2 separate regions of the Homo sapiens genome follow, and region 2 is linked to region 1. Evidence: read pairs that join two places in POLR2A ChIA-PET (ENCODE). Cell type or tissue: HepG2. All regions are shown on one strand. Each heading gives the region's core, and the rest is flanking DNA. Links, peaks and the distances in the headings are about the cores only.

Evidence for each region. ChIA-PET counts read pairs that join two places held together with the same protein. Peaks named below come from ENCODE experiments on the same cell type or tissue, not always from the same donor. Only the 100,000 strongest peaks of a DNase experiment are listed, where the experiment ranks them.
Region 2: POLR2A ChIA-PET joins it to region 1 with 5 read pairs; 3 of 35 experiments call an interaction of 5 or more read pairs at or near these places.

Annotation. Positions count from the first base shown.
Region 1 is chr5:171,949,589-171,965,914 of GRCh38, forward strand. It overlaps FBXW11 (F-box and WD repeat domain containing 11), which reads right to left. Exons shown (of 14, transcript NM_001378974.1): 2 at 8,009-8,110. Among named protein-coding and RNA genes, the nearest start is that of FBXW11, 49 kb to the right of the region's middle. RefSeq lists an enhancer at 16,177-16,326. In HepG2, for the core only: no CTCF peak of the experiment used is centred there; DNase peaks (open chromatin) are centred at 4,993 and 8,583.
Region 2 is chr5:172,201,614-172,217,939 of GRCh38, forward strand. EFCAB9 (EF-hand calcium binding domain 9) reads left to right here. Exons shown (of 4, transcript NM_001171183.2): 4 at 1,601-1,841. The coding sequence ends at 1,732. UBTD2 (ubiquitin domain containing 2) reads right to left here. Exons shown (of 3, transcript NM_152277.3): 3 at 8,033-10,614. The coding sequence ends at 10,217. Among named protein-coding and RNA genes, the nearest start is that of EFCAB9, 16 kb to the left of the region's middle. In HepG2, for the core only: no CTCF peak of the experiment used is centred there; no DNase peak of the experiment used is centred there.

The DNA.
Region 1 (16,326 bases), core at 4,918-12,917:
ATAACAGTTAATATATTTAATATATAAAGAGTTCCTATAAATCAGATTTTTTAAATAAGGCCATCATTAGAAAAATGGAAAAAAGAACATGAAGAGGTAACTCATATAACAACCACAGAAATGGCCAATGAATATTTTTATGTATACATATATTCCAACCCATTAGCAATTAAATGTACATTATAACAAGATACCATTTCTGCATTTTCATCCATCAAAATCTCAACAAAGTACAAAATTAAAATATTCAATGTCATCTAGAGTATGAAAAGGGATCTCTGATGGGCTGCTTTTAAGAGTATAATTTTACCCAGCTTCTCAAAAGTACAAGTTAGCAACCTAAATGTGCACACTGTCTTACCTAAGAAAATAATCACAGAAGTATACAAAGACTTAATTACAATGATGCTTAACTCCACATGGCTTAAAATGTCTCAAAACTGGTAGCAGTCTTAATATGGAAGGGAAGTTTTCTTAAAATCATTAATATATTTATTAAATGGAATATTATACAATGATTTTAAATGATGATAGAAAATCTTAATTCATCATGTTACTATTTGCCAGTTTTTATTTATTGGTTTAACTTTGAACAAGTATGTTATTTTTAGTAATACTTTTAAAGTACACCTTAAACATTTTTAAATGATATTCAGGGGTTATGGCAATGCTTGGAATATAAATGGGTCTATCTTCCATGAAAGCAATTTAGCCATACCTATCAAAATAAAGCACTGTTCACTTTAAGATAAATCACTGAGCTGTACACACTTAAGATTTTTGAACTTTTCTATATACACTTTATACTTCAAAAATGGAAAGAAAAAAAAAAACACCTGTACTCTCGCCTCCACCCCTAAAATCTAGGGATGATAAAAGTACCATTCATGAAAGAGTTAGACTTTACTAATCTGGGGACATGTCTATAACATAATGTTAAATAAATAAAGCAAATAAGTGACCCCGTATTGTGATTTTTCTAGGGTGAGCCCATTTCCTCTATTCAAAAAAAAATGGCTGGGTGCGGTGGCTCATGCCTGTAATCCCAGCACTTTGGGAGGCTGAGGCGGGCAGACCACCTGAGGTCAGGAGTTCGAGAACAGCCTGGCCAACGTGGCAAAATCTCGTCTCCACTTAAAATACAAAAAATTAGCCAGGCGTGGTGGCGCACACCTGTCGTCCCACCTATTCAGGAGGCTGAGGCAGGAGGATCACTTGAACCTGGGAGGCAGAGGCTGCAATGAGCCCAGATCATGCCACTACACTCTAGCCTGGGTAACAGAGTTAGACTCGGTCTCAAAAAAATACATAAATAAATAATTTTTTTTTAATTTAAATGAGGGAATTCTGATAGTTGTCAGATTGCATACCCTCCTATGAACAAAGAAAACAAATATACAATGATAAAGAACAAAATGTTAACATTCGTTTCTTAGGGGGAAGGAAGGGATTAGAAGGGAGAGATTACTAAACTTTTCTGTATATAATTTAATTAAGTCATAATAAAATACTGATATTCCTTGACCAAGCAATTACACATACAAAATCGTACAAGCCTAAAGATACATATGCAATGAAATCACTGAAGTTCCTATAATACAACCCCCGCCACAAAAGACAAAAAAAAAATTGTAGTCTAAAGGCCCCTCAAAAGGAAAACTAGCCACCGGGATCAGTGGCTCACACCTGTAATCCCAACACTTTTGGGAGGCTGAATTGGGAGGATCACTTGAGACCAGAAGTTTGAGACCAGCCTGGGCAATATATCAAGACCCTGTCTGTACAAAAAACTGAAAAATTATCTGGGCGTGGTGGCACATGCCTGTGGTCCCAGCTACTCAGGAGGCTGAAGTGCGAGGGATCACTTGAGCTTGGGAGGTCAAGGTTGCAGTGAGCCATGATCCTACCACTGCACTCCAGCCTGGGCAACAGAGCAAGACCCAATCTCAAAAAAAGAGAGAGAGAAAAAAAGTGGCTATTTTTTTTTGAAAATAAAAAAATGCTAAAGCCCTGTGATGTAGCCTCCCGAGTAGCTGAGATTACAGGTGCATGCCACCATACCTGGCTAATTTTTGTATTTTTAGTAGAGACGGGGTTTCACCATGTTGGTGACCTCAGGTGATCCATTTGCCTGGGCCTCCCAAAGTGCTGGGATTACAGGTGTGAACCATCATGCCTGGCCTTTATTTTTAATTTCTTGAAGCTTGTTTAAAAATTTTTTAATGCTAGCATGAAACAGTGGTTTGTAAAACTTTGAGGCATTTTAGGTTTGCTTTTAAAATGCCCCAAGAAAAACAAAATTGAAGAAAAGTTGAACTAAGATTAGCATAATTTTGAAAACTGTTCAAGATTAAGTTGAATAATTCTCTTATTTTTGTGTGTTTAGCTATTTCTATAAGGAGAAAGTTTTTAAAATGAAATCTTCCTAAGAGCCCCATTAAGTAGAATAGATAAATCCAGAGCCATTCTAAGTGAGATCGAAGTAGGAGGCACACTGTGCTAGCCCCTCCTTTATCCCTCTAGTGACTCCAAAGTCAAGCTGGGGTTCCACAGGGCATTAAAAATACCACTGTTAAAATCAGCAGCAGCAGAATAACACTGCACAATTTGATGGATTCCTCCCTACCGAACAGACAGGAGGAAGTAAGGCCCTAAAATAGCAACAAATGTTCTCTCTGGGTGGTAGATGCTCACGCTACCAATGGACGTTTTCTTCTTTTTCAAAGTCTATTTCGTAAATTTTCTTATAAAGAGGAAAGATGTGGTTTTTTTTAACCATATATACATACACATATATGTGTGTGTATATGTGTGTGTGTGTTGTGTGTACATACATATATATATATATATATATATATATTTTTTTTTTTTTTTTTTTTTTTGAGACGGAGTCTCCCTCTGTCACCCAGGCTGGAGTGCAGTGGTACAATCTCGGCTCACTGCAGCCGCCACCTCCTGGGTTCAAGCAATTCTCCTGCCTCAGCCTCCCAAGTAGCTAGGATTACAGGCGCCCATCATCATGCCCAGCTACTTTTTGTATTTTTAGTAGAGACAGGGTTTCACCATGTTGGCCAGGCTGGTCTTGACCTGACCTCAAGTGATCCGCCCACCTCGGCCTCCCAAATTGCTGGGATTACTGGCGTGAGCCACCGCGCCCAGCCTATTTATATATTTTTTAGAGCAAACCCGTGGCCTGCAGGCCCCCAGGACGGCTTTGAATGAGGCCCAACACAAATTCGTAAACTTTCTTAAAATATTATGAGATTTTTTTTCTTTCGCAATTTTTTTTTTTAGCTCATCAGCTATCGTTAGTGTTAGTGTAATTTTATGTGTAGTCCAAGACAATTCTTCTTCCAATGTGGTCCAGGGAAGACAAAAGATTGGACACCCCTGTTTTAGAGACAAGGTTCTTGCTCTGTCACCCAGGCTGGAGTGCAGTGGTGTGATCATAGCTCACTGTAACCTCCAACTCCTGGGCTCAAGGGATTCCCCAACCTCAGCTCCCAGAGTAGCTAGGACTACAGGCACATGCCACCATGTCCACCTAATTTTTTATTTTGTTTTGTAGAGACAAAATACAAAAATAAAATGTTTGTAGGGCCTTGCTATGTTGCGAAGGCTGGTCTCAAACTCCTGCCCTCAAGCAATCCTCCCACCTGGGCCTCACAAAGCACTGGAATTATAGGGGTAAGCGACCATGCTCAGCCAAAAATGTAGGTTTTAGTGTCTATAAAATACTACAGATTCTACCACTGAGCAACCCAAAACGTTCACATTATCAGACCCAGAGTGCTATAGGATAATTAAGATAATCAACAAGAAATGACAAATCCCTAATGCTTATTAGAAAACAGACAAGAGGCAATGAATTCAAACAGCCATGTCTGACCTTAGACAGACCGACCCTGAACAAAAACAGCCTTATCATATGCATGGTCTTTTAGCTAATCCTTACCTAGCCCTGGAATCTAAGACTGAAATTCCTTCTTACATGGAGAACCAGGAGCAAGTAAATTTAAAAAATGGATTTCATACCCCCCAAGAGTAAGAATCAGTAAGAGGTGGCAATTATCTTTCTCTACCTCATAAAAACCCTTTATGATTTTTAAAGATGAGGAAACAGGGGTTCGGGAAAATAAAGTAACTTGCCCAGTATCACAAAGTCATTAAGTAGTAGGAACAGGACTAGAATAGAGGTTTGTCTGCACCAAAGCCAGGGTTCTTTCTACCAAGCTATCTCCCTCCTCTAAAAAATATTCTCTTATATCAAAAGCTATGATAAGTTCTGTGGCATTCTCAGACCACTGTGGCTCACTACACCTATTAAAAGTAAAAAAAGAAACAAGAAAGGCAGCTGTCAAGAAGTTGTGCTACTTACTGCCCAGCACTATATGCACTAGAGCTTGGAAGGAGGCACTCAAACTCAATTCACGTGATCCTCACTGTCATTCCAAGCAATCAGTCCTACCCCAGCAAAAGGCTTATCACTAACACTCTCCCCCAGCTGAGGCTGCAAATGACATTCCCAAGACAACTTGCCAGTCTATTACATCATGCTGCTGTGTTGGCTTTAAATTTTTAACTCCAAAAATTAAGGGGAATTTGTTTCAACCTAAAAATGGCAGTTGCAAGTTAAAATGGCAGTTGTCACTACAGACTGGTGACTAGAGCACTGGCTTTGCAGTCATCCAGATTATGTTCCTAACCCAGTTCTGCCACTTAAATAAATGTGTAACCTTAGGCAGGTCAATTCACCTCTATAATTTCATATACAAAAATGGCAAGGTAGATAACTTTTCCATAAAAGATCAAATGAGATAATCCAATTCCTAGAGTCCAACACATAGAAAGAACGTGGAAAATAAATGATACATACTATTATTAACATTGGTATGATTCTCATGCCACAGGAATCTGGGCAAATCAATAATCCACATGGTCTGAATTCCTGATTATTTGCTATAACAATCAACTGGTTGAATCAGGACATCTGAGGCAAATGAAACACTGACTCAGTTCAGCTTGGTTGAGAGATAACCAATAGAGGCCCTGGCACATACCAATTGCTCAGTAAATATTTATGGAATTAAGTTTGCAGAAAGTCCACTCAGGAACCTCACTAGCTGTAAGATTCAGGAGGGCTCATTTTGGCAAAAAGAATGGCAACTTTTTTTTTCTACAGAATTTGGCAGGTTTTTCTTTTCTTATTTTCAAATAATATTAATAACTAAACAAACCATATACCAGGTGTCAATAGTGAGGTTTCTACAAATAAAACCAACATGGAAAACTACAAAAGCAGCATTCCAGAGTAGAGGAAAGAAAACCAGTTTGGGAATCAGGCAAGTGTGTGATTCATATGCCAGTAACTTTACAGTTATGTAAACATTATCTTGGGCCAAATAGTCACGTCAGACTCAGTTTCCATATCAGAAAATTGGAGATAAGAACACCTACTTCACAGGGTTGTCATAAAGCTAATATATGTGAAGCACCATGTAACAGTTGGTAATGAGTGATTTTTAAGTCTCTGATACCTGTTTTCCCTTCTAGACGATGGTAGAAACTTCCGGAATGGGTAAATTATGCCTAAGGGCAACTACTATCTTCCCTCCGGCTTTTTCGAAAGGTAAACTAAAATTCAGCCATATAGACAGGTCAATGGGCTCAAGTTGCAATTATCAGTGGGTCCACTCTGACAATTTTAAGGGGGACTCTTTCATGGAACTTCAGAGACCAGGAAAGAACCAGGCTCTGTTCTCTCCAGGTAGCCTAACTATTCCTTCCCTTCTCAGGCCTGCTCTAATATGAGGTTGCTAAAAGGTGTGCAAAGGAAGAGTCATCTTTGCAATAAACCAAAGATGCAGCATATAAGCAACAGGCCTTCTTTGAGAGCCCAAACCCAAATTAAGGCACGAAATTTTAGCACTGTTTGGAGACTGGAGGTAAAGGGGAGAAATGTTGGCATTAAAATAATACTTAAATGAGTACAGAGGAAGGAAGTCTTCCAGGCTCATTAATATTAATACATGTTTACTTTCCATTCACATGTGGGACAAAACAGAGTAATGATTTGCTAATGCCAATGAGCTGAGTACTTAGTTCATTTTACTATGCTGCATACCCTCAATTATATACTAGCAAAAATTAAACCTAAGTAAACAGAATACTCTACACGTCTCTAAAGACAATATTGCTCCACTCACTGAAATAAGACCCAATCAAGGCAAAAAAAAAAAAATCTTTTTTTCCTTCTTAAGTGAATTTCACTAAGAAAGATGAGTCAAGGAACTTTTAACAAATTTGGATTTCCATTTTCAACAAGGTAGGAACCCGTGTACCTCCTCCCACTCACCCCACCTCCAGAGAACTCACAATACTGTTACTAAAATATATTGAATGATGCCTTCCATTGGCCAATTACTTTTAACTGAATGCAATAAAAAGAATCCGCACTTCAAGACCTCACTAACAACTACAATTTTTCCCCCTCTTAAATTTCCAGTTCTGGAAAAAACTCGGTCAGCCCACTAAAAAGCAACTGTAACATTCCTTTTAATCCAGAAAAATAGAGACAAAAATACACCTATTATAATACACCTATTATACACCTATTATAATAACGCAAATATCCATTATACAGCATCAAGGAGAGCACATGCAATAATGGCTGCCATTCCAAGAACATTTTTGTTAAAAGTTACATCGCATGCACAGAAGCTGCTTTTCCAAAAGTAAACATATATTCATTACACTGAGCCTCACTGAAGCATCCTGTTCTTGTAAGGTGAGACTTGTAACCCACCTTTATATACAGAATCTAAAGACAACTGGGCCTTATATTGAACTCGCTCTCCAGTTAACTGTGTTAGTGAGGTTCCAGTACAGTTCCCCAAAGAAAGCAATTTGAATCAATAACCACACCAGTGCTACTCTGAATGTTTGCCAATAAGTAAATAAAATGCCTGACTCCAATATGAAGAACATTTTCCTCCTTCCTGGCTCCCCAGCTCCATTTAAAAATTGTAAACATGAATAGAAAGATAAACTTGAGAACAGCAAAGTCACCCATGCCATCAATAATATCCCTCTAACTCAGTGCCTAATTTTGCAGTTTTCCTCAAACAGGACAGTCTCAACCAGATGCCAGGAATTTAATATGGCTTTTCAAAGATATATCAAACTGTCTGGAATATGCAGTGATGAAAACTGAATATTGCTACTGAAACCATATTTAATTAAACACATGCTTGCTCAGAGCTTCAGAAATAAAGCTACAATGTTTTCTTCCTTGGCTCTCTTAGAAGCCACCCCAACAAGAGAGGGTCACCAGCTGCACTCCTGCTAACAGTTCTATCCTGAGCAACCCTTTCCCATCCACCCCCAAAAAGTTTTACTTTTATCTGTGGAATTCTCTGCCGGCCTCGGCCTGGAAAACTGGGTGGACCCTGAGGACAGGTGTCAGATCTGGCCTTTGGGAGGTGGCCCAAACTGACAAATTATTGGCAGCATAAAGCTATGATCTTTATAAACTTCAGTTTGAGGCTTTATGCCAGTAGTGATTCCCTCCCCGCTCCTTTTTTGAAGAGGGGAGAGAAAGCAAGCCAAAAGGATGAGTTTCAAAATAGAAAAAAATCACCACTTTAATTATGAAACCCTCCCAACTCAACAAAGAACTGTTAAAGGTAGCCAAATGGAAAATGTCAGGAGTTTTTTTTGGCACATGCGCAACTATTAAACATGAGAATTACAACCTCAAGGTGAGGGGAAAAGAGTAAAAAGCAGGAGCAGAAAAGGGGAGGACAGGGCCCAGCCAAAGACCCGTTTGCTCAAAAGGGCCCCTCTTGGTACTAACTCCTCCATGTGGGGCACCCAGGCTGGAGGAAAGCAGAGGGTTACACAGAACATTTAGCAGACTTAACATTGGATTAAACACACTACTGCAAGTTTCAACAAATGTTCATGGCATACGTAAAAACACATTTACAACAAGAAAGAAGAGAGGCACCTGGAGACATCTGACACTGGGCATGCTCTGCAGGCAACTCAGTGCGCACATGCTCTCTACCAGGTTGGCGCAGCCTAGCCACAAAGACCTTGGCACAGAACACTGCAGGATGACAAAAAGGAAGGAAGAGAAGAAGCAGTTAGAGGCCGCAACAAATCACTCCTTCACACAGGCAACTTGAATGTTAGTTGGGGCAGGGGGTGCACCCTTGGCAGTTTGGAGGTTAGGGATGGTCCCAGACAGCTCACTGAAACCTTGGGGGAGGGCCCACTTGATGTTCTATGGAAAGGAGGTTTCTGCTGCCAACCACTAATTTCTCAGGGTACAGTGAATAGAATCAAGAGGGACAGAGAGAATGTTTAAACAAAAACCCACCAAAGGGAACTGTGAAAGTTTGAGTGCAAAACAAGATTAGTGGTGAGATTGTCGACTACAATTTCATCAGTGCCACAGTTTCTCGTCTATGTCACATAACCATAATTGTCATCGTTGTTTAAGAACCTACAAAACCACAAAAAGTGCTATTTGCCCAGCACTTTACATTTGTTCTCTAATCCTCATATCATTGTAAGGAAACCGAGGCTCAAAGGTTAAGTGATTCGCGCAAGGACACACAACAAAGGAGGGGAGAGCCAGAATTTCAAACTTTGGTTTGTCTGCTACCAAAACCCACATTCTTTCCACAAGACTATGATGCTGCTATTGTGAAAACTTATATCACCCCAACTTTTATCATGTGAGTAAAGTTTTGCACCTCCCTAAGGTAAAATCACAGGAGACCTAAAGAATAAGGCAAAAAGAACAAGAAAGATGGGTGACAGACTGATAGATAAAGGCAATAAAAGAGGTGATTTAAAATGCATGATTTTCAGTGTCATCACATCTCCACCTTCCCAAAGGAAAAACATTGGAACGTCATGATTTTCATTTTAGACTTTGTTTACAAAGTCCGTCTGACATGACTAAGAATTAAAAAGCTTATTTAATTTACCTCTTCGATCCTCTTTTAAAAGCTTGCTGATTTTAAAGGAATTAAGAAAAAAAGTAAAATATAAAATGAACATATGTACTACGGCTACTACTTAATAACCATTAGACCATACTGTAAAGTTAATAACCATTAGACCATACTGTTCAATCATTCAGATATAAAGTCAATTAATTTACTATGGCAAAATCAATACTCATGTAACAAAAATTAAAGGTGAGTGTTTGGGTTCAACCAAAACATCCCAGAAGTCTTGGACCCAAGCTCATAAACTTGTTTGTTCTAGCTATAATTAGAATAGCCAAACACCCTCATTTGCCTGAGATAGTCCTGGATGACACTTATTGTCCCCTCATAACTTTCACTCTCAAAAGTGTTCTGGTTTAGTGGATAAATTCTATTATCACCCAACTGCAATACAAACAAAGATAGCTTTGCTTGAAATCAGAGAGACCTGGGTTCCTATCTAGTATCTGTCACTTACTAGTTACAGTTCACCTATGATACACGGAATATTGAGATTACTTAGAAAAGGCATTTAAAGAATACAAAATCAGAGGAACCAAATGGAATAAAAAAATTGAGCAGCTTTCTGGTAGCAATGAAAATGACACACTTCCAAGGTGTGCCTTTATTCCAAAGCCAATACAGTGGCAATATATCATTGAAACTCCAGGTACACAAATTTTGTTGCCTCAACACTTTGCAGAGTACCAACCACAGAAGGTGCTGAATAAAATAATGAAATAAAATAATGAAAGTAGTTGCCATTTATCAAGCTTCTGTTATGTGCTAGACAGCTGAAATAGTAAACTCTCACAATAACCCTGTAAAATAGGTATTATTCCATTTTATGATGAGGAAACTGATGATCAGGAAAGAGATATCAAGCAGAGTCCCATGGAATTTTTTTTCCATTAAGAAAAAAATTTTTTTAATTAAAACAGAAAGGAGAGCCTGATTTGTTAAAACAGCAACACAGACCAGGAATGGTGGCTCACACCTATAATCCTAGCACTTTGGGAAGCCAAGGTGGTCAGATCACTTGAGGTCAAGAGTTGAAGACAAGCCTGGCCAACATGGTGAAACCCCGTCTCTACTAAAAACACAAAAATTAGCCAGGCGTGTGGTGGCACACACCTGTAATCCCAGCTACTTGGGAGGCTGAGACAGGAAAATTGCTTGAACCTGGGAGTCAGAGGTTGCAGTAAGCCAAGACCACGCCACTGCACTCCAGCCCAAGCGACTGAGCGAGACTGCCTCAAAAAAAAAAAAAAGAAAAGAAAAGAAAAGAAAAAAAACCAGCAACTTGTCCAAGGTGCAGGGGAATAAGGGCTAACTGATGGCAGAATTAGGACTAGTAAATTAAACCTGACAAGCTGATTTTCTTTCCACTACAACAAACACTCTCTATCCAGAGATATTCTTACACATGTTTAATAAAAGAATACTTACATCAGCATACATCACAAGTGGATGGGCAAAGAAGAGAGTTTAAGGACTACACCTAGCCAGGTGAGGTGGCTCACGCCTATAGCCCCAGCACTTTGGGAGGCCGAGGTGGTGGGATTACTTAAGCCCAGGAGTTCGAGACCAGCCTGAGCAACATGGTGAAACCCCACCTTTACAAATAATACAAAAGTAGCCAAGCATGGTGGTATGCACCCATAGTACCAGCTGCTCGGAAGGCTGGGGTGGGAGGATTGCTTGAGCTTGGAAGGTGGAGGTTGCAGTGAGCCAAGATCGCAGCACTATACTCCAGCCTGGGCAACAGAGTGAGATCCTGTCTCAACAACAACAACAAAAAAGGATTACATCTGGATTCAGCAACTAATATCAAATTAACACCAAAGCTCATACGTAAATCAATTTTTACTTATTCAGTAAAAAGTCAGGTTCCCTCTGCAAGGGTTAATAGTATTTGCCTCAAAGGGTAAAAACCATGAAAGCATAAGGTATTGATTAGATTCTGCTAATAAGTTGGAATCTAAAACTTTTTAAAAGGCAATTTTTCACATTCAGTAAATCAAAAAATCACAGATTGTGAGAACAGGAAGGCATTTTAAATACTATTTAGTATAACCTCGCACTGCTAATTTTAGATTAAGAGGTGAAGAAATTAAATCCAAATTAGAAAAACAATGATATTATCAAGGCTTTTTAACCATTTAATGATTTAATCAATACTCATAACAATGTGGAAAACAATCAACATAAAGAAAATTTTCAGTGAACTTGATTTTAAAACATTAGCCATTTATTAGAAGACTGATATTTCAAAGCTTTTTGAAGCTTGTTATTTAACTAGTATATTCAGGGAAAGATTTTTAAAAGACCCTCTGAGGGTCAGATTTCCAAGATTTTCTCTTCATAATATCTATGGTAGATACTGTAAGATATAAAGAATGATGCCAGTATTTATTAGATGCTGACATCATGCTAAATACTTTATAAAGGATATCTCATCTCATTTTTACAATAATCCTACACAATAGACATTACTTTCCCCTTCAGAAGAGGAAACACAGGCTCAGAGATGAAGTAATTTACTTATCCAAAATCGCATAGTGCTGGGTTGGTGCTAAGGTCTGAGGCAAGAGTACTCTTCACTGAGACAGCTTGATCCTAGGCAGCACCCAAGCTGGTGTGTGATGCAACTGCCAATATCTACTAATCAGAAGTCTCAACTCTCAGATCATCCCAGGACTGGGAACTTCCAGTTTCAAGACGAGTGTTGTTTTCCATTTGGTAAGAACACAGACAGTGGTTAAAAAGTATTACAACTGCTTACTTTCACACTCAATAATTACTTTGAAGCTAAGTGACCAGCCACATTGCTGAAAATCATCTCTACTCAACAGAAAATGCTATTCTAGGAAATACACCCACCTTTTAGTAAGAAAGTCTGTACCCGCTAGCCAAAACAAGGTAGGTTCCTCTTAGGTCTTAGATCTAATAGATCAGGAGGACATTGATCCAATTTGAAAATAATGGATAAAAATAAAAGTTCCACATTCATCAACCTAAGAGCATTAAATTACAGCTAGGACCACAACAGTAATTGATTTTTTTTTTCTTTTGAGATGGAGCCTCGCTCTGTCACCCAGGCTGGAGTGCGGTGGCATGATCTTGGCTCACTGAAACCTCCATCTCTCAGGTTCAAGCAATTCTCCTGCCTCAGCCTCCCGAGTAACTGGGATTACAGGCACCTGCCACCATGCCCGGCTTATTTTTGTATTTTTAGTAGAGACGGGGTTTCACCATGTTGGCCAGGCTGGTCTTGAACTCCTGACCTCAGGTGATCTGCCTGCCTTGGCCTCCCAAAGTGCTGGCATTAAAGGCATGAGCCATGGCTCCTGGCCGTAAGTGATTCTTGAAGCTTCAAATTTTTAATTTAGGGACATGGCTGGAAACCCATGTTGATCATTCGAGAATAACTATTATCCATGATTGCTTAACTATTCAGTTAGAATAATGAAAAGATTTCTTCATATTAGCTAAATTCACAGTACAGACGATTGTCCTTTTTTTTTAAGTGAGCAGTGTTCTTTCATATTGCTAAAATATGTCTGAAGAATACCCCTGATACCATGGGTATTTACCAATTTTAACAAATACTTATTGACCTGCTTATTAAGCCAACAATACACACTAAGCCTCTTTCCCCTTAAGACTTTAGCCTTGAGCTCAAGAGAAACAACCCAGGAGGATCATAGTGGGGATACTTAACAGAAGACTTTGGAGGGTCAAAAATTGCCAAGATACATTTGTTATAATTTCGTATTTAGCTACTTGTAATGATTAATATTCTAATTTAGGGTTGTTCACAGAGAACAGGAAATGATTCATAATGGGTTGTGATATTAACAGCTAATACCTAATTAGATTGTATATTTGTAGGTTCTATAGCTGAAGAAAATAATATTAGCCAGGGAAGCTGACAGTGTTTATTACTTTTGCCATATCCACCGTATAATCAAAAAAACCTAAATCGAAACCATTATGCTGAGAAACACCATAAGTCAGTAAAGACAAAAAGAATAATCTCTTTTGGCATTTTTCAAAAGCAAAAAGTTTATTAAAAGAGGTAGGAGAAAAATGTCCTAGGCTCTCTTCCTATTACCATAGGAACCACAAATCAAAAGGAAAAAGTGGTTGCAGGCACCTTGTATTCTGATTGGCTCACTTGAAGAACTCACAAAAGCTAACTTCGGTCTGTTTTTAGATGGGATTGTTTTGAATCTCCTGCCCTGATTCCTTCTCAAAGAAGCAGTTCTTTTAAAATTTCCCCAAAGAGGTATTTTATGTTAATCATCTCTCTAATGTTATAACCTCTGATTTAGAAATCTGCCTTATTATAGGTTTTCTATAACTCCCCCCACCACCAATCTTTTTATTTAATCCACTTCCCACAGAATCATTACCAGCTTCTTCTCACTCCTGTCATCATGATTGAAGTAATCAAGTTGAGTGGCTGTTCCATTAACCAAAAAACTTATCTGAACTTATATCTATCTGCACATAGTAAAGCAATTAAGACATTCTCTTTATTCTCCAGGAGCTCACAGAAGGCAATCTTAAACTTATAATGTAAATACACATACACACACACACACACACACATATATATATACATACACACACAAATATGAACTTAACCCACCCAAAGGAAGAGGATGCCTGAACTAATTCATAAAGGGTAAGTAGGAGGCAGCCAGGGGAAAAAGAGAAAGACATTCCAAGAAGAATACATAGCATAAGCAAAGCCAAAGAGGTAAAAAATGAAACATCCTATGCAAGTATCTGCAATTAATTTAGCATTAAAATACTTAAGTGTGAGATGAGAAAGGCTTAATTAGAGAGACAGGGAGGGACCAGAGGTCTCTCTATCAAACTTGTGACTTAATCCCGTAGAACAACAGGTCTTAAACTCTGTGCTACAGCCCATCAGTAGTTGGCCCAATGCTTCTCAGCTGTGTCATCCAATTTTACATCAATGTGAATGACTTTTTTTTCTGCAACTCAGCAGATACACAGTTTGTACAATATCTGTCAGAGAGGAATAGAAACAGATCATGCAACACAGAGATGGAGGTGGAGGTGGACAGGGGATGGAGGTTTTTAGATTAAGAGGTAAGGGGTGAAGCATAACATCAAGCCAAAGCCAAGCCAAATCAAGCCAGCAACAAAGAAATATCCCATGTTTTCTAGAACTCGTGGAGAATATTTGCCGCAAACGATAAAAGAAGTCTGCTCAACAGTAACCCAATGACAAAGAGTGTAAGCAGATAGTACAAAAACCAAGGATGTTTTTATAGATATTATATTACGGATTTTGTTAAAGACCAGAGTGTTCTGAATGTGTTAAATTCCTTTAAGTGAGACATCCAAAATTTTAATATTCAAATCACTGCTACAGACAATGATGAGACAGCTATTAAACTGTTTTAAGCAAAGGAATGACCCTTGGCAGCTGCAGCCAAGCATGATTTGCAGAGAAATAAGGATAAGTCTCTTCGAGAATCTATAAGATAGCAGCTCATTTTTGTTTTACAAACAATGCAATTTCTTTCAGATGGGCTACAAAGAGTAGACACAAGAACCAGCACTTACCAACTTTCATACTCAGTCTAGGTCCTTTTTTCTCCCCCCACAAAACTTCCACCAGGCCCTACTGATAGAATATCAAACAAAGAGTGCCATGATAATGATGAAGAAGAGAAATAAAAGATCAATTTCATGGGGTAACCATTTGGCAGTAATGCCCTTTCCACTGGGAATCTCTAGCCATGAGTGAGGACTGGGTCTTGATGAATCAGACAATAGGTGGGCTCAAGGGGAGTACATAACTCCAGCTCTCTAAACCTAGACTTGACAGCTAGAGTCCCCATTCAGTTTCTGCTGAAGACTGCCAAATAAACTAAGCATTAAAGTTAACCCAACTTAGGAATTATCCTATTGTGTCTCATCTCTCAGCCTGTTGCTTTTCAAGAAGCAGCAGTGTTTGTAATTAAAGTAAGGACAAAGCATTCAGAAGAGTCTTCTAAAATTCAGAACCTAGGCTTCCACTATTAATGTCTGATGGCAACCTATAAGAAAGAGCACTCTCACCACCATAAATGCATTGTTTTTAAAACCAAGAATCACAATGTAGCAATCAGGTTGTTAAATAAAAGTTAATTCACGGTTTAAGGCATTTTCTATAACCTTTTATAGAACTGAATATTGGCCCATTACCCTAATGTGCAAAATACTTTCTTTTCCTTATAATGGCATTTTATTATAACAGAATTTGATAGTAAACATGTGACATGTAACCAAAAAGTTTACATTTTAATTCTTAGCAACTGTATTCTAGAATTATGTTCTTGTCATAATATTATATCACAGGGTATATTCAGGCTGGGATATATGTTAAGGGAAGAAAAGGGGATGCAGAGAAGTAGGCAGGAAGGGGAGAAAAAAAATAAGGATGAGAAGAATGAGGAAAACCAAAATTTACTATCTGCCAAGTTTTTAGATTCAAGAACAGCCCAAAAGTAGTGGAATCAGGACTCAAAGTCAGAGGCCAAACTTTGCTTAAACACCACTATAATTTTTTTAATTAATGTCCAAACAATTTTCATCTTGAATTATTCTAAGGTAAGATATTAGAACCCATCCAGGCAAGATGGCTCATGCCTATAATCCCAGCACTGTGGGAGGCCAAGGCAGGAGATTACTTGATGTCAGGAGTTTGAGACCAGCCTGGCCAACATAGTGAAAGCCTGTCTCTACTAAAAATTACAAAAAATTAGCCAGGCAGGTGGCACGCACCTATGATCCCAGCTACTCAGGAGGCTGAGGCACGAGAATTGCTTGAACCCAGGAGGCAGAGGTTACAGGGAGCTGAGATCATGCCATTGTACTCCAGCCTGGGCAACAGAGTGAGACTCTTGTCTTTAAAAATAAAAAAAAAAAAAAAAAGATATCAGTACCCAAAAGCATTAAAACTAAAATGGATCTTCACTGTAATCTCTCTGGTAGAGAGATGAAGGGTAATGTTCTTTTCAAATTTTTATTCATCCATATTTTCCGATTTTTCTCCAATGACCACCTAGTACTCATATTAATACCTTAATAATACCAAGTATAATTTTAAGTGATGACTTATTTTGTTTAATTATAAAGAGTAACTTGACAATTTTTTTTTAATGGGGCAGTTCACAACATATTCATGTAGTTTGGCTCTGTGTCCCCACCCAAATCATATCTCGAATTGTAATCCCCACGTGTCAGGGGAGGGGCCTGGTAGGAGGTGGTTGACTCATGGGGGTAGACGTCCCCCTTG
Region 2 (16,326 bases), core at 1-8,000, 250 kb after region 1:
TTTGGAGGAAATATAATATGACAGTAGTTTAGTGTTGGGGGAAGAGTTTGTAGATTTGAATTAAACAGGAAGAGATTATATGATGAATGGGAGCATGTGAGCATAATCCTAAAGGCTGAGCACTGTGGTGCGCACCTGTAGTCCCAGCTCCCTGGGAGGCTGAGAAGGGAGGATCGCTTGAGCCCAGGAGTTCCAGGCCAGCCCGGGCAACATAGTGAGATCCTGTCTCAAAAAAAATTCCTAAGAGAAAGCTATGGTGAAGACAGTGAATTCTGCCTATTTAAAGAGGAAATCCACATTGGGGAAACAAGTGGCAGCTAAGGTTGAAAACAATGATCACACTGTGAACAACCTTAGATGCCAGCCTGAAGCCTCTGGACTTCACATGGTAATGATCGGTGAAAAAAGTAATTGCGGTTTTTGCCATTGAAAGTTGGCAGGCTGGGGTTGGGCGCGGTGGCTCATACCTGTAATCCCAGGACTTTGGGAGGCCGAGGTGGGCAGATCACGAGGACAGGAGATCGAGACCATCTTGGCTAACACGGTGAAACCCCATCTCTACTAAAAATACAAAAAAACTAGCTGGGCATGGTGGCAGGTGCCTGTGGTCCCAGCTACTCGGGAGGCTAAGGCAGGAGAATGGTGTGAACCTAGGAGGCGGAGCTTGCAGTGAGCCGAGATCATGCCACTGCCTGGGCGACAGAGTGAGACTTCATCTCAAAAAAAAAAAAAAAAAAAAAAAAGAAAGTAATGGCAAAAGCCGCAATTACTTTTGCCTTTTCTACCAACCTAATGGAAGAAAGTGACCTTTGTGCTGGGCACCATGGCTCATGACTGTAATCCCAACATTTTGGGAGGCTGGGGTGGGTGGATAACTTGAGGCCAGGAGTTCAAGATCAGCCTGGCCAACATGGTGAAACCCTGTCTCTACTAAAAATACAAGAATTAGCCAGGCGTGGTGGCACACGCTTGTAAGCCCAGTTACTCGGGAGGCTGAGATGGGAGAATCCCTTGAACCCGGGAGGCGGAGGTTGCAGTGAGCTGAGATCACGCCACTGCCCTCCAGCCTGGGTGACCAAGTGAGACCCCGTCTCAAAAAAAAAAAAGGCCAGGCACAGTGTCTCACGCCTGTAATCCCAGCACTTTGGGAGGCCGAGGCAGGCGGGTCATGAGGTCAGGAGTTTGAGACCAGCCTGACCAACGTGATGAAACCCCATCTCTACTAAAAATACAAAAATTAGCTGGGCGTGGTGGTGTGCATCTGTAATCCCAGCTACTCAGGAGGCTGAGGCAGGGGTATCACTTGAACCTGGGAGGTGGAGTTGCAGTGAGCCGAGATAGCGCCACTGCACTCCGGCCTGGGCGACAGAGAGAGACTCCGTCTCAAAAAAATAAAAGTGGCCCTTGTTCCTTTAGCATCTACAATAGACTCTCTATTCCTGGGTACTCGACTACAATCGGACTATAATTATGTCCCAATTACTGAGTGTCTTTAATTTTCCAAGTTTTTAAAATAGAAATGAATATAATCCTATCATCTGAAACAAAGTATGAAGTTTTTCCTGAAATAATTTTTCTTTCCCCCCCACCCTAACCAAAGCGTCTTAATTATCAGGAATTTAAGCTGTATACAATCATCTACACTGACAAATTACAGAAGAGGCAGAAAACAGAGGAGAAAGAAAAAGGAGAGAGAAAGAGAAGTCTCTACTCAAAATGTCACATCAAGTAGATACAAGCTGAAAGAGTCTTGGAAAAAAATGGGATCTGAAAGTACAGAACATGAACATTGATGAAGACTGTTAACATGTCTAAAAATAAATTCAGAGCATCAAAGTAGATATCTTTATAATGACTTTTTTTTTTTTGAGACTGACTCTTGCTCTATCGCCCAGGCTATAGTACAGTGGGATGATCTGGGCTCACTGCAACCTCTGCCTCCTGGGTTCAAGTGATTCTCATGTCTCAGCCTCCCGAGTAGCTGGGATTACCACCATGCCCAGCTAATTTTTTGTATTTTTAGTAGAGATGGGGTTTCACTATGTTACTCAGGCTGGTCTCGAACTCCTGACCTCAAGTTATCCACCCACCTTAGCCTCCCAAAGTGCTGGGATTACAGGTGTGAGCACTGTGCTCAGCCAGGTTTTGAATTTTAATAACCTCTTGATCTCACACAGAACTCACAATAATGTGGAATAACCACTTTCGTTTTGTTGACATGTCCTAATTCTGCTGCTGCTTTTCAGATCAACCCTGATCAATAGCTTCCGCTGTATCCAACTAATTGCTAACACAACATACTGGAGCCAGGTAGGCGAAAGAAGGTGCAGCTTTCATGATATTGGTCATAGTGGTCCAACAGCCTCCTACTTCTTAGGCTAAGGCCACCTAGGTGCCAGAGATTTCAAATTAGCCAATGGTGACGTGCTCCAACCACACAGTAGTTGACATTTAAGAATATGGAGGCTATGTTCTTCCTAGAATCTTAATTACTCTGAGTTAGGTACTTAAACAAGTGTACCAAATTCACTAGGGTAAAATAATAATTATTATTTTTTGAGACTGAGTCTTGCTCTGTCACCCAGGCTGGAGTGCAGTGGCGCAATCTCGGCTCACTGCAACCTCTGCCTCCCCGGTTCAAGCGATTCTCCCTGCCTCAGCCTCCCGAGTAGCTGGGACTACAGGCGTACCCCACCAGGCTTGGCTAATTTTTGTATTTTTAGTAGAGACGGGGTTTTACCATATTGGCCAGGCTGGTCTCAAACTCCTGACCTCGTGACTCACCTGCCTTGGCCTCCCAAAGTGTGGGGATTACAGGCGTGAACCATCGTGCCTGGCTTGGTAAAATAATTATTATATGCCATTGAATAATTTTAATTTTTTTATGCCTTGAATAATTTAAAAATATTTTTGGGGATGGAACTTATGAATCCTCTCTACCCAATTGTACTGTAATGTTACTGATGACAGCTACCATATTATCATGTGCTTGCTATGGGTTCGGTAGTTCTTTAGAGGCATGATTTATCCTTATAGCCCTATGAATTAGGTGTCATCCTTGATGTGCAGATGAGAAAATTGAGACCTAGGAAGGTTAAGAACCTTACTCAAGAACATAAAGCTCGCAAGAGGGCGGACCAGGATTCAAATTCAAGGTCAATTAGATGCCTGTGCTTAGAGCCAGTATCTGAGCAGCTCATTTTAGTTTCAGCAGATCCAAGTTTTAAGCTGAGATTTCATTGGTTTGGAAATCTATTTTGCATAATGTTATTAATCACCACATCTCCTACTACCATAAATTTCTCAGGGAAGAAGTTAAATACAGCTCAAAAAAAAAAAAAAAAAAAAAGAAATACAGCTCATTTACTATAAACCAAGGATTTCTTAAGGATACATTACATAACTGGCCTTAAGGAATTCCATGAGTTCCAGAGTACTTAATATCAAAAATAAAACTTAATAACTTTGTCAATGTGCAACAGACAAGAATACTGCTTAAGATTGTCATTCATAAGTTAAACTTGTAAATAACAGCAAATAATTACTCTCTCTCTATATTTAATAGACATAGGATTTTGATTTCATGCTTTCAAGTGTGACAAATGTAATTAGCAGCCAAAACTTCTCTTCCCCACAATGGTACCAGAAAAAACAAACCCAACTCAAGATACTTGACCTCTGATCTAGGGATAATGGTATCTACCTCGTGGAACTGTGAAAAACAAAAAGATGCAACGCATCTCACAACAGTGCTCTTCCCTTCCTTTGCTTTGGTGAAGAGTTTGCAATTATTCTCCAAGGAGACTCTCTGGCAAGCAAGTATGGACACTACTACACCTACCCACTGTACTGAAAGATGAGCACTATCTGGTCAGAAAATGGCAGCTAGAGATTAGCCATAGTTCCAAAGTGCCCCACTAAGCTCATCTTGGCATAAACCGTTCCTGCCTCTTGTGGCAGCCTCGATGGCTTTTGCCACCAGACAGCCTTGGGATCTATGCATGGTTTTGGAAGAAGAAATTAGTGAGGTCTCAGGAAGGCTTCTCTGTCCTACCTTCCAGAGGGGTCCTGAGATATATAAAGGGTAACCATGGCCAGGCATAGTGGCTCAAGCCCGTAACCTCACCACTTTGGGAGGCCGAGGTGGGTGGATCACTTGCGCTCAGGAGTTCGAGACTAGCCTGGGCAACATGGTGAGGCCCTGTCTCTATTAAAACCAAACCAAAACAAAAGGGTAACAATGGATATGTATTTTTTCAGACATGGTCTCTAAAGCAATGAAAATACTATACTCTTTATTGTTTCAGAATGGGGGCAGGGAGAAAAGATGGCCAAAGATAATACGTACATATAGGTACTGATTTAGGCTAATTTAAAACCACATCAAATGACTGAAGTTTCAGGAATGAGCAATTTTATAAAAGTTTTCCCCTCCACTCTGGAAACCATTAGGGTGGCTATAAAAGGTATAATTAACCAACTATCAGATTTTTTTTTTTTTTTTTTTTTTTGAGATGGAGTTTCGCTCTTGCTGGAGCGCAATGACGCAATCCCGGCTCACTGCAACCTTCACTTCCCAGTTCAAGCGATTCTCCTGCCTCAGCCTCCTGAGTAGCTGGGATTACATACACCCGCCACCACGCCCGGCTAATGTTTGTATTTTTAGTAGAGATGGGGTTTCGCCACGTTGGCCAGGCTAGTCTTGAACTCCTGACCTAAGGTGATCTGCCCACCTTAGCCTCCCAAAGTGCTGGGATTACAGGCGTGAGACACCGTGCTCGGCCCAACTATCAGATTTTTAAAATGTTCTTCCTTTTAAGAGCATTTTCCTAAACTGGATGCTTCTAGAGTGGTATCGGGAAACTGAGCATCTCTCTGAATATCTCACACTGAAACTTAGTGTCAAAAAGGAAATTTAAACGCACCACTTCAGTGACATTCTTTTGGGACTTAGTAGTACAATTTATAAAACAATCTACTAATGTACACTTTAGGACTTTTTCACAATTACATTCTATGACAACAAATTTTAAATGTGTTTGTAGGTATGTGTGGAGATGCTTCAACTTAAGTTTCACTATTTCCACAGTGAATTCACCCATCAGATTGTGCTTTTAAGGGTAGAGTTTATTAGACAATGTACATTTAGGTATGTTTTTGGATGGTACCAACCCTCTGTATTATTACTAAGTCATAGTTGCATTAAAATGTTTTGGTCAACCAAGTGTGTTCAGGTGGCCTGTGCCCTGGGAAGAGAGCAGCACCTGCAGAGGTAGGGGAATGCAGGCCTGATGGGAGGGAGGGCTGACCCAGCTACAGTTTCAGCCCAGGCCCAGACTGGTTCCTCCATAATCTATATCCGCTACAAAGAGGGAAGACATTTGGAGGAAGCTAACTATAAATCAAGTGAGATCATTTATTAGGTTGGTGCAAAGGGAACTGTTTTTGCCACTGGCATTAAAAGCATTAAACGCAATGGCAAAACTGCAATCCCCTTTGCACCAACTCAACATCTTCCACCAGTTCTTAGAGTTCATGTCTTATCATCTTAAGCCTCATACCAAAGACAATGATTAGAAAGAGCCAAATGAACTGTGCTGACATCTGCTGAGTGGGACAGTTATCCACCTTAGCAGCCTACAGAACGTGGAGCATCAGAGGAGCCACAAGAAACCCAAACAGACATCACAGAAGATTGGCTATAGCAAGGGAGGTTATCAGCTTCATTCTTTCCTCTCCATAAGTGAAAATACTAAATTACAGTATTTGAGAGTTGGAGGTAGACATAATGTATATCTGCTAATTTGTCCAACTGATAAGAAAAGACCATTAAAAAACTATAGTGTCTTAAAAACTTGTCATAAAATAAGGATTTTTTCACATCAATGGGGAAAAGATAGATAAAAGTTATTCAGTAAGTATTATCAGGAAAAGTGGGGTAGCTATTTGGAAAAATAAATGTGGATTGCTACCCTACTTCTTTCACCAAAATAAATTTCATATAACAATGAAACCAAAAAGGAAACACACAAGAAACATTTTTGTAACCTCGGATTGGGGAAACATTTTTATAACCTCAAATTGGGGAAGATCGTTTGAGGTTAAGAAAAAAACTCAGAAACTGTAAAATAAGAGACTGACAGATCTGACCAGGAAAAACTTAAAATCTGCACATGGTAAATTCCACCCAAACAAAAGAAATGACAACACATGATAGAAAAGAACCAATTTCCTCAATAAAGGACAGGTACTCACAAGTCTTGACAGTAAAGACCAACATGCGATAGGAATATGGGCAAATAGAACATTCACAGAAAAAAAAAATGGCCTTAAAATATAGTAAAATGTTAAACTTTGCTCATAAGGAAAATACAAAGCAAAACCACAGGTCAAAGTTTTTACTTATCAGATTGTCAAAGATCAGAAAGGCGGTCAGGGTGTAGGAAAATTAAAGCAGTCATATTGCTGTAGTATAAGGATTAATTGGTAAAATCGCTTTGGAAGACATGTCACATAAATCTATAGAATGCAATTCCTCCATCTATGTATACAAAGATCTTACCTATATAAAAGGAAACTCATTGCAGCATGGTTCACAGTAGCAAAAAACTAGGAACAGCAAAGCCGACCAGAATAGAGACTGATGTAACTGTGGTATGCCCAGACCATGGAGTACCACTGCACCTATGAAGAGGAAGGATGCAGATCTAGATCTATGTATGCGGAATGATTTCTGAGGTTTACCATTTTAGAAAAATCAAAGGTGCAGAATAGTATATGTATTTATGGAAAAAAATGAGGTGGAGTGAATATACCCATATACACTAAAAGAGTGGTTTTTGAGTGTGTCTCCCAGATCAGCAGAAGCAGCACAACCCGGGACCTTTTAAGCATGCAAGTTATAGGGCAACATTCAGATCTACTGACTCAGAACGTCTGAGGAAAGGGTCAAGCAATCTGTTTTAATAACCTTTCAGGTGATTCTGATGCATGCTCAAGTTTAAAGATACACAGAAAATGGTCAAAGTTGTTGCCTCTGGGGAGGAGAAACAGAAGAGCGACAGGAGTGAAAGACTCTTTTTGCTTTGATATATCTGGATTCTTTTACCATGGGTGTGTATTGCCTACTTCATAAAGTTATGAAGTATCACCTGCTTTACATGAAATTTACCCAGGCTGGAATAAAACAGCATGATCATGGGTCATTGCAGCCTTGACATCCCAGCTCAAGTGATCCTCCCAACTCAGCCTCCCAAGTAGCTGGGACTACAGGCATGCTCTATCACGCGTGGCCAATTTTTTAATTTTTAGTAGAGATGCGGTCTCCTCTATGCTGCCCAGGCTGGGTCTTGAACTCCTGAGCCCAAGCAGTCCTCCCGTCTTGGCCATCCAAAGTGCTGGGATTACAGGCATGAGCCACGGCACCTGGCCAGCATGATTCTTAAAAAACAAAAAGAAAAACAAAAACACAGCCGGGCGTGGTGGCTCACGCCTGTAATCCCAGCACTTTGGGAGGCCGAGGCGGACAGATCACGAGATCAGGAGATTGAGACCATCCTGGTTAACACAGTGAAATCCCGTCTCTACTAAAAATACAAAAAAATTAGCCGGGCGTGGTGGTGGGCGCCTGTAGTCCCAGCTACTCGGGAGGCTGAGTTCACGCAGGAGAATGGCGTGAACCCGGGAAGTGGAGCTTGCAGTGAGCTGAGATCATGCCACAGCACTCCAGCCTGGGCGACAGAGCAAGACTCCGTCTCAAAACAAAACAAAACAAAACAAACAACAAAAAAAAAAACCCACAACAACCTATTTTAGACCAAGATTTCAGTGCAGAAGATGAAGCACATTTATAAATTACCATGTATGACTTGGCATAGCAGAGCCTAAGTTTGGTGATAATGAACCTGTTATTTACTGAGCAGAGGTTTTAAAAAGGAGGAAAACCTTCATAATTCTCACTTAGAATGAGGCAATTACCCTTATAGAGAGTAAAAACAATTAGAAACCAATAATAAAGGCAAAGACAAAGAGAAAAATTGAACCTTTTTTTTTTTTTTAAAAAAAGCACATAAACCCTACATACTAAAATTATACACATCAAGTACTGGTCCAATCTTATATCAATCTATTTACAATTAAACAGCACCATGGTTTTCCCACCTAGGTTAGTTAAACATGCCCAGAGAATTGTTATTCAAAGCATATGTTCCTTTAAAATAAAATAAACTCTTAAAAAGAGAGCTCAAATCCTCAACAAAGAAAGACCTTTTACCAATCGATATCATAGATATTGATGACATCACCAAATCTGCTTAAGAAAAAAACAGTTTTAAACACTTTTTTCCAGTTGACAAACTTTGAGAAGTGCTGCTATTCGATGTGGCACACAAATGAACAAAAACTTTGATGACAGGAGCAATATACTGATTTACCCTAATATCTCCACCTCTAAACATAAAAAAAATCTCCTTTGGGATTAATGCTGTGGTCTTCACTTGAATTTAGATTCAATCATCAGCAAATTTAAATTAGATATAGCCACAATCTTTAAAATGATTGCATAAAAATAAGGAAGTAGTTAAAGCTCTCAGAAACATGATGTTACAATTACAGATATATTTAATCAGGCAATAGGAAATTCAATACCATTTAAACATTACATTTAAACTAATTAGCAGTTTCATTTTGTCATTAAAATTAATAATGCACTTCACATCCAAACAGGTGTGGAGGGCTGACATTTTCCAACTGAGAACAGCGTTAAGTGCCTTCTTGTCTGTACTTTTCCATCTCATGGATTCTCAGGGGCACAGTGGTCACATGTTAGCCCCCCTTCTCACTTATGGAACCAACTTTTAAAAGGCTCCAAATTCAACCTAACTCTTGGCAGCTTTACTCCAGTCATAGTATAGAAGAATCAGGTTATCTCCCTGGATTTTTCAGTCCCCTAATCTAACTTGCAAAAGGCTCTTAATTTGCTTCTTTGCTACAAAAGATGAGGGAGGAAAATTGTCATCTACCATGACTAGAGGTAACAGTGAACTGGAAAGCACTAAGGTATAAAGCAATGTTTCATTATTTGGTCTCACTGCTAATGTTTATGTGACACCAGTAAATCTTTCACACTTAAAAATTTTGAGTTGAAATTTCCTCTAAAAGACTGAAAATAGGCACAGTTCTCCCAGGCACAGATAAAATAGGCTTTCCTTACACCCCTCCATGCAAAGTGGAGGAAATCATTTACTTTATTAACTTGAGTGGGAACAGCTATAATTGATTTTGGTGTCTCCTGACCCAGGAACCATGCATTTGGGGGTTATACTTAGCTATGAAAAGTTCCAAGCAGAATAGATAGATCAATGAAGGTACTATATAGTAGTGACCTTCTAAGCCTGGATATAAAAATGGCTTCGTTATACAGACCTTTCAAAATACTTATGCAGCAAGATGACAGCGACTTTTCAACTGAGTATCTGTTGAAACTCAAGAGACCTGACTGTATTGATGAAATTATTGCCTAGTGTTCCAGAAGGGTGCCTGCCACTAATGTGCTGGAAGGCACCAAAATTTAGTGTGAATGTAAATAAGGAGCTCAAGATGTGGGGATGAGGAAAGCAACACTAAAGCACAATTTGCCAGTCTCTACTCATTTATGGCTAAATATTAATTGAGCTAAGAATAAAAAACCAGAATAGAAGCAACCTCAAATACTGCTCTTTTCAGTTTCCATTAACCAAAACAAAACAAAACAAAACAAAACAAAACAAAACAAAACAAAAAGGTTAAGTTTTATATCCATTATTTATGGTTTCTGGAAATTATATAATTTGATATATTTTTCTAAAAAAATTCTGTATTCAAAAAGGTGCTTGGTGCTGTCCTTCATGGATGCAATGTTTCATTTACAGTCCAAGTCACTGAAATATAGCCATTACATAGTTGTTGAGTGTTCTAAAATAAATGGTTATCTATTTCTTAACTGCCTTTCAAATTAGAAATTGTAATTACATGAGTCTCAAAGCCTGGCTCTTTGTGTTTTATTATTTTTGTTGGTCTCCATCACAGATGGAATTTTTCACTGGTAATTCCTCAGAACTAAATCCATTCATAGGGAATTTAGAGCAGTGAAATAGATTTCACGCCGCAGAGTAGGAAATGACAACAAGAACCATAAAAAGGAGCAGAGGGATGTGGGAGCTGGCCAACAGGGCTCAGTTCAGTTCTCCACTGGTGTTGGGTTCTGCACAGGTTGGCTCACTATAACCTGTACAACATAGTCCTTTGGGATCTTCAGCTCTTCGAACTTCATTTTGTCAGTGAGAGGTCTGCCAGAAAAAAACCACCGCTGACTACCTGGTTCCACTCCCTCTGCTGCATGCAACCGTCTCTTCATGTGGAATACTGTGTCTGTGCTGCGAACCACAAGCTTGAGGTCTTTGCCTGTGGAAAGGCGCAAACGAAGCTGACATTCATATCCAGAATTGGGTGGTGGCTCAGGAATATCCAGAGTCTCTATGTCGCTCTTTTCCTCTATCATGTTGATTGGCGGTGCCAAGCAATACACTGGAAGCTGATATCTGTTCCCCAGTTCATCGTAGCACTCTGTAAGTGCACCTTCAGAAAGAGAAGATATGAATAAGAACTTAATCCTTAATGAATGCATTTTTGTTTATGCCTCACAAAATGCTTAAGCTTCTCTTGCTAGCATGGCACTGTAGAGAAAAAACATCACTCTCAGCTGATCATCAATGATTATCAAATCCCATGCCCAATTATTTGAGTATTTAATTTTATATGAACCAGAATGCTAGGTCCTTACGCTTATGCTCTTCTAAGTTATTTCATATCCTTTTCACAATTTCATTAAAATGGCATACAACTCAAATGTACTACTAATATTATTAATGCTTACACAAGACGTAGAGAACATTTAAATTACATTAGGATATCTTTTACAGAAATGAATCCGCTACCTTAAACAAGCAAGCAAATTAAAAAAAATTGATTTCTAAGCTCAATTCACCACAAGTGTTCCAGAGCAGTTTTCTTTTATTCTTTTTCTTTTTATTGAGATGGAGTGTCGCTGTGTTGCCCAGGCTGGAGTGCAGCGGCACCATCTCGGCTCACTGCAACCTCTGCCTCCTGGGTTCCAGAGATTCTCCTGCCTCAGCCTTCCGAGTAGTTGGGATTACAGGTGCCTGGTACCATACCCGGCTAATTTTTTGTATTTTTAGTATAGACAGAGTTTCACCATGTTGGCCAGGCTGGTCTCAAACTCCTGACCTCAGGTGATCCACCCACCTCAGCCTCCCAAAGAGCTAGGATTACAGGCATGAGCCACCGTGCCCAGCCCTAGAGCAGTTTTCTTAGTACCTGGACTTCTTTCTTTCTTTTTGAGACAGAGTCTCACTCTGTTGCCCAGGCTGGAGTGCAGGGATGTGATCTCGGTTTACTGCAACCTCCATTTCCCGTGTTCAAGCAATTCTCCTGCCTCAGCCTCCTGAGCAGCTGGGATTACAGGCGCACACCACCACGCCTGGGTGATTTTTGTATTTTTGGGAGAGACAGGGTCTCACCATGTTGGCCAGGCTGGTCTCAAACTCGTGACCTCAAATGATCCACCTGCCTTGGCCTTCCAAAGTGCTGAGATTACAGGCATGAGCCACCATGCCCAGCCCAGTGCCTGGACTTCCTAAATTGAAGCACTTGGCAAGAAGTCCTTAGTCCAGAGATCACAAATTAGAGATGACAGCCTTAGCAGCTGCCACAGATTCATTGCTTATCTATGAGTCTCATTAGTAAAATTACCACAGAAATGACTGAGGTGTTTTATTTAACCCCAATTAATCTATCTAGTACAGATAAGCTATGGATTAAAAAGGAAAAACAAAAGGGCTATGACATAACGAGCTAGCTCAGGGAAGGGAAAAAGCACTCAAGGTTTTAAAAAAATGCATTAATGGTTAACTTCCTTACAAATCATATATTATAATTTCAAAATCAAAAACAAAATTTTAGAGACAAGGTCTTGCTATGTTGCCCAGGCTGGACTCAAAACTCCTGGGCTCAAGCAATCCTCCTGCCTCCACCTCCTGAGTAGCTGAGACTAGGTGTGTAAACTACATTACAGTTACCAGGACTTCCTCGGGGGAACTTGAAAGCATACCTTTTTTTTTTCTTTTTCTTTTTTGAGACGGAATTTCACTCTTGTTGCCTAGGCTGGAGTGCAATGGCGCAATCTTGGCTCACCACAACCTCCGCCTCCTGGGTCCAAGTAATTCTCCTGCCTCAGCCTCCCCAGTAGCAGGGATTACAGGCATGCGCCACCACGTCCAGCTAATTTTGTATTTTTAGTAGAGACGGGGTTTCTCCATGTTGGTCAGGCTGTTCTTGAACTCCTGACCTAGGTGATCTGCTCGCCTTGGCCTCCCAAAGTGTTGGGATCACAGGCGTGAGCCACCGTGCCTGGCCAAAAGCATAACTTAATGAATGTTTTAAGGTTATACGTAACATATCGTTTCCCCAAACTAGAATATGGTATCAGCTTATTATAAATTTGGATAAAAAACCAAAATGTCTACCAAATCCAGAGCACTGAAAAATGGTTATCAATGAACAAATGAGTTAATGAACCGGTATTTGTGTTTAATGTCAATAGGATGAAAATATAAAGCACCTGAAATGAGTCTGGAATGGTCATCAACCCACCACAGGTCCAATCTGGTCTGCCTTCTAAGTTACATAAGATGGGCTGGGGTGATAGCTTAGTTGGAAAGCAGAACACACGTGAATCTTCCCTCTTCTCTGTTTAGCCTCTGTGTATTCACTAATACTATTGTAGAAATGGATCTACTTCAAGCACAGTTGTGATCACTAGCAGTCCCTATACCAGTAACTTCACACTGCCCTTTCCCTTCTGCCCTTCATCCCAGTGAGTCAGGGTTTAGTTTTCAAATCTCTAAAAGGTGAGAGAGAAAAACTCCATGAAGAGTTACAGCTGGATGGTGTATATTCTTACTCATGCTCTGCCAGTGCTCAATCCATAATGCTGGAAGTAAGCTATTTAGATGGTTACAGAAGCTCCCGTATTTCAGTATTTTTAGAAACAGTAATTTGTTTTTTATTTAATATGGAATTTTCTAGTTTATTCTTTTCGGCACTTCTTTCTACAAAATTATAATCTGAGTTGTAAATATGCTCTAGTTTTACATTAAACTAAAAATCAGACTTTCTGTTTCTAGTCTGGCATGCAAAAAACTTAGAAGTCACCACTCCATCCTAACAAGTAAAAGGCTGAGCAAACTGAAAAATCAACAGATATTCTTAATCTGTGGGAGAAGTAAGGTCACAGGGCAAACCACTGCCCCCGAAATAGGAGAGACAGGCAGGGTAATACAGAGCATCACCATTTACCATAGCAGACACCCAGGAGCTGAAATCTCTGTGGAACCAGTGCAGGGTAGGGAAACCTCAAATGTAACCAAGTGAATTGCTAAAGGCTCAGTGTGGACAAGTCTTAGAGAGAAAGCTCCATGGGGACTTGGTGAAGGGTGTCTGGGAAGAGTGATACCTTCCTGAGTTTTACCTTCTGGACCTCTACAACTTCCTCGTAGTGACAGTCAGAATAATTCCCTGGGTTGGAGGAGGGTGCAAAAGGAACCATTTTTAAATATGCCAGAGAATTCTGCCCTCAGAAGAAACTAACTAGAGTCTATCCTGCTGGGGTTTTATCAGAGCCTAACTAATTTGGGAGAAGAGAAATACCCAGCTCTAGCCCCTTCTAGCCATCTTGTCCCACCTAAGGCAGGGACTATGACTGAGAAGCACTGGTCCAGTTCATGATCCAGAGGCAGAGGCTCACAAAAAGACTAAAACCTCCATATTACCGAAGGCCCATTTCACACAGTTCCTGTATATTATGTCCACCTTTCCCAAAAAATTACAAGATGTACCAAAAGGCAAAAAAACAGTTTTTTAGAGCAAGCACAAAACTAGACTCAGATACGGCAGAAGTGTTAGAATGATCAGACTGGGAATTTAAAACATGATTAATATGCTAATGGCTCTAATGGATGAAGCAGACAGCATGTAAGAAGAACAAATGGGAATGTAATAAGAGAGATGGAAATTCTAAAAAGAACCAAAAAGAAATGCTAGAGAACAAAACCACTGTAACAGAAATAAAGAACGCCTTTGATGGGCTTACTGGTAACTGAACACGAATGAGGAAGGAATATCTGAGTTTGATGATATCTCAGTAAAAATCTCTAAAACTGAAAAGCAAAGACAAAAAAGACCAAAAAACCTTGGGAGGTTGAGGCGGGGGTATCACCTCAGGTCAGGAGTTCGAGACCAGCCTGGCCAACATGGCGAAACCCCGTCTCTACTAAAAGTACAAAAATTAGCCGAGCGTGGTGGCAGGCGCTTGTAATAATCCCAGCTACTCAGGAGGCTGAGTCAGGAGAATTGCTTGAACCTGGGAGGCAGAGGTCGCAGTGAGCTGAGATTGCGCCACTGCACTCCAGCCTGGCAACAAGAGCGAGACTGTCTCAAAAAAAACAAAAAACAAATAAACAACAACTACAACAAAAAAGCCCAAAAAACCCCATGAAATCTAAAAACAAAAAACCCCACCACAAAACAGAGTATCCAGAAACTGTGGGACAAACCAAAGTGTAACATACACATGATGGGAACAGCAGAGAAGAACAAGAGAAAGAAACAGGAAAAATATTTGAAATAATTATGACTGAGAATTTTCCAGAGTTAATGTCAGAAAAACTACACACATCTAAGCATATCATTTTCAAACTTCAGGAAATCAAAGATTAAAAAAAAAAACAAACAAAAAACTCCTGGCCAGACATACTGATTCATGCCTATAACTCCAGCACTTTGCGAGGCCAAGGTAGGAGGACTGCTTGAGCCCATGAGTTTGAGGCCAGCTTGGGCAACATAGGGAAACCCCATCTCTACCCAAAAAAAAAAAAAAAAAAAAAAAAAAAAGCCAGAGGGGGGAAAAAACAGCTTACCCACAGAGGAGCAAAGAAAAGAATTAAATGGCTGGGCGCGGTGGCTCATGCCTGTAATCCAGCACTTTGGGAGGCTCTGATGGGCAGATAGCTTGAGATAGCCTGAGCTCAGGAGTTCAAAATCACCCTGAGCAACATAGTGAAACCCTGTCTCTACAAAAAATACAAAAATTAGTTGGGTGTGGTGGTGTGTGCCTGTACTTCCAGCTACTCAGGAGGCTGAGGTGAGGGGATCACTTGAGCCCGGGAGGTCAAGGGTGCAGTGAGCCGAGATTGTGTCACTGTACTCCAGCCTGGGCAACAGAGACAGACCTTGCCTAAAAAAACCACACACACACACAAAACAAAGACAGAATTACATATCCAACTCCAACTTCTCAGAAACCATGCAAGTATACAGTGAAGTGAAATATCTAAAGCATAGAAAAAACCACCAACCTATAATTCTGTATGCTGTGAAATTATCCTTCAAAACTGAAGGAGAGGCAGGGCGTGGTGGCTTATGCCTACAATCCCAGCACTTTGGGAGGCCAAGGTGGGTGGATCACCTGAGGTCAGGAGTTCAAGATCAGCCTGCCTAACACAGTGAAACCCTGTCTGTAGTAAAAATACAAAAAAAAAAAATTAGCCAGGCATGGTGGTGGGTGCTTATAATCCCACCTACTCCGGAGGCTGAGGCAGGAGAATGGCATGAACCCGGGAGGCGGAGCTTGCAGTGAGTCGAGATCGCGCCATTGCACTCCAGCCTGGGCGAAAGTGCGAGACTCTGTCTCAAAAAAAAAAAAAAAAAAGAAAGAAAGAAATAAGCAAAGGTGAAATAAGAACCTTTAAAAAAATTTTTTTTCTTATTTACTTTTAGAGACAGGGTCTTGCTGTCACCTAGACTATAATACACTGGTGTGATCACAGCTCACTGCAGCCTTGAACTCCTTGGCTCAAGGCTATCCCTCCTGCCTTAGTCTCATGAGTAGCTGGAACTACAGGTATACCCCACCATGCCCAGGTAATTTTTGTATTTTTTGGTAGAGGCAGGGTTTTGCCATGTTCATGTTGTCCAGGCTGGTCTCAAACTCCTGGGGGCAAATGATCCGCCTACCTCGCTTGCTGTGATTACAGGTATGAGCCACCATGCCTGGACCAAGAAGAAATAATAATGTTTAATGGGTATGCACCTAACCGCACAGCAAAGTATGTGAGGCAGAACTGACAGAACTACAAGGAGAAAGAGATGAATCCACTATTATAGTTGAAGCCTTCAACACCCCTCAATCAGAAATGGACAGATCTAACAAGA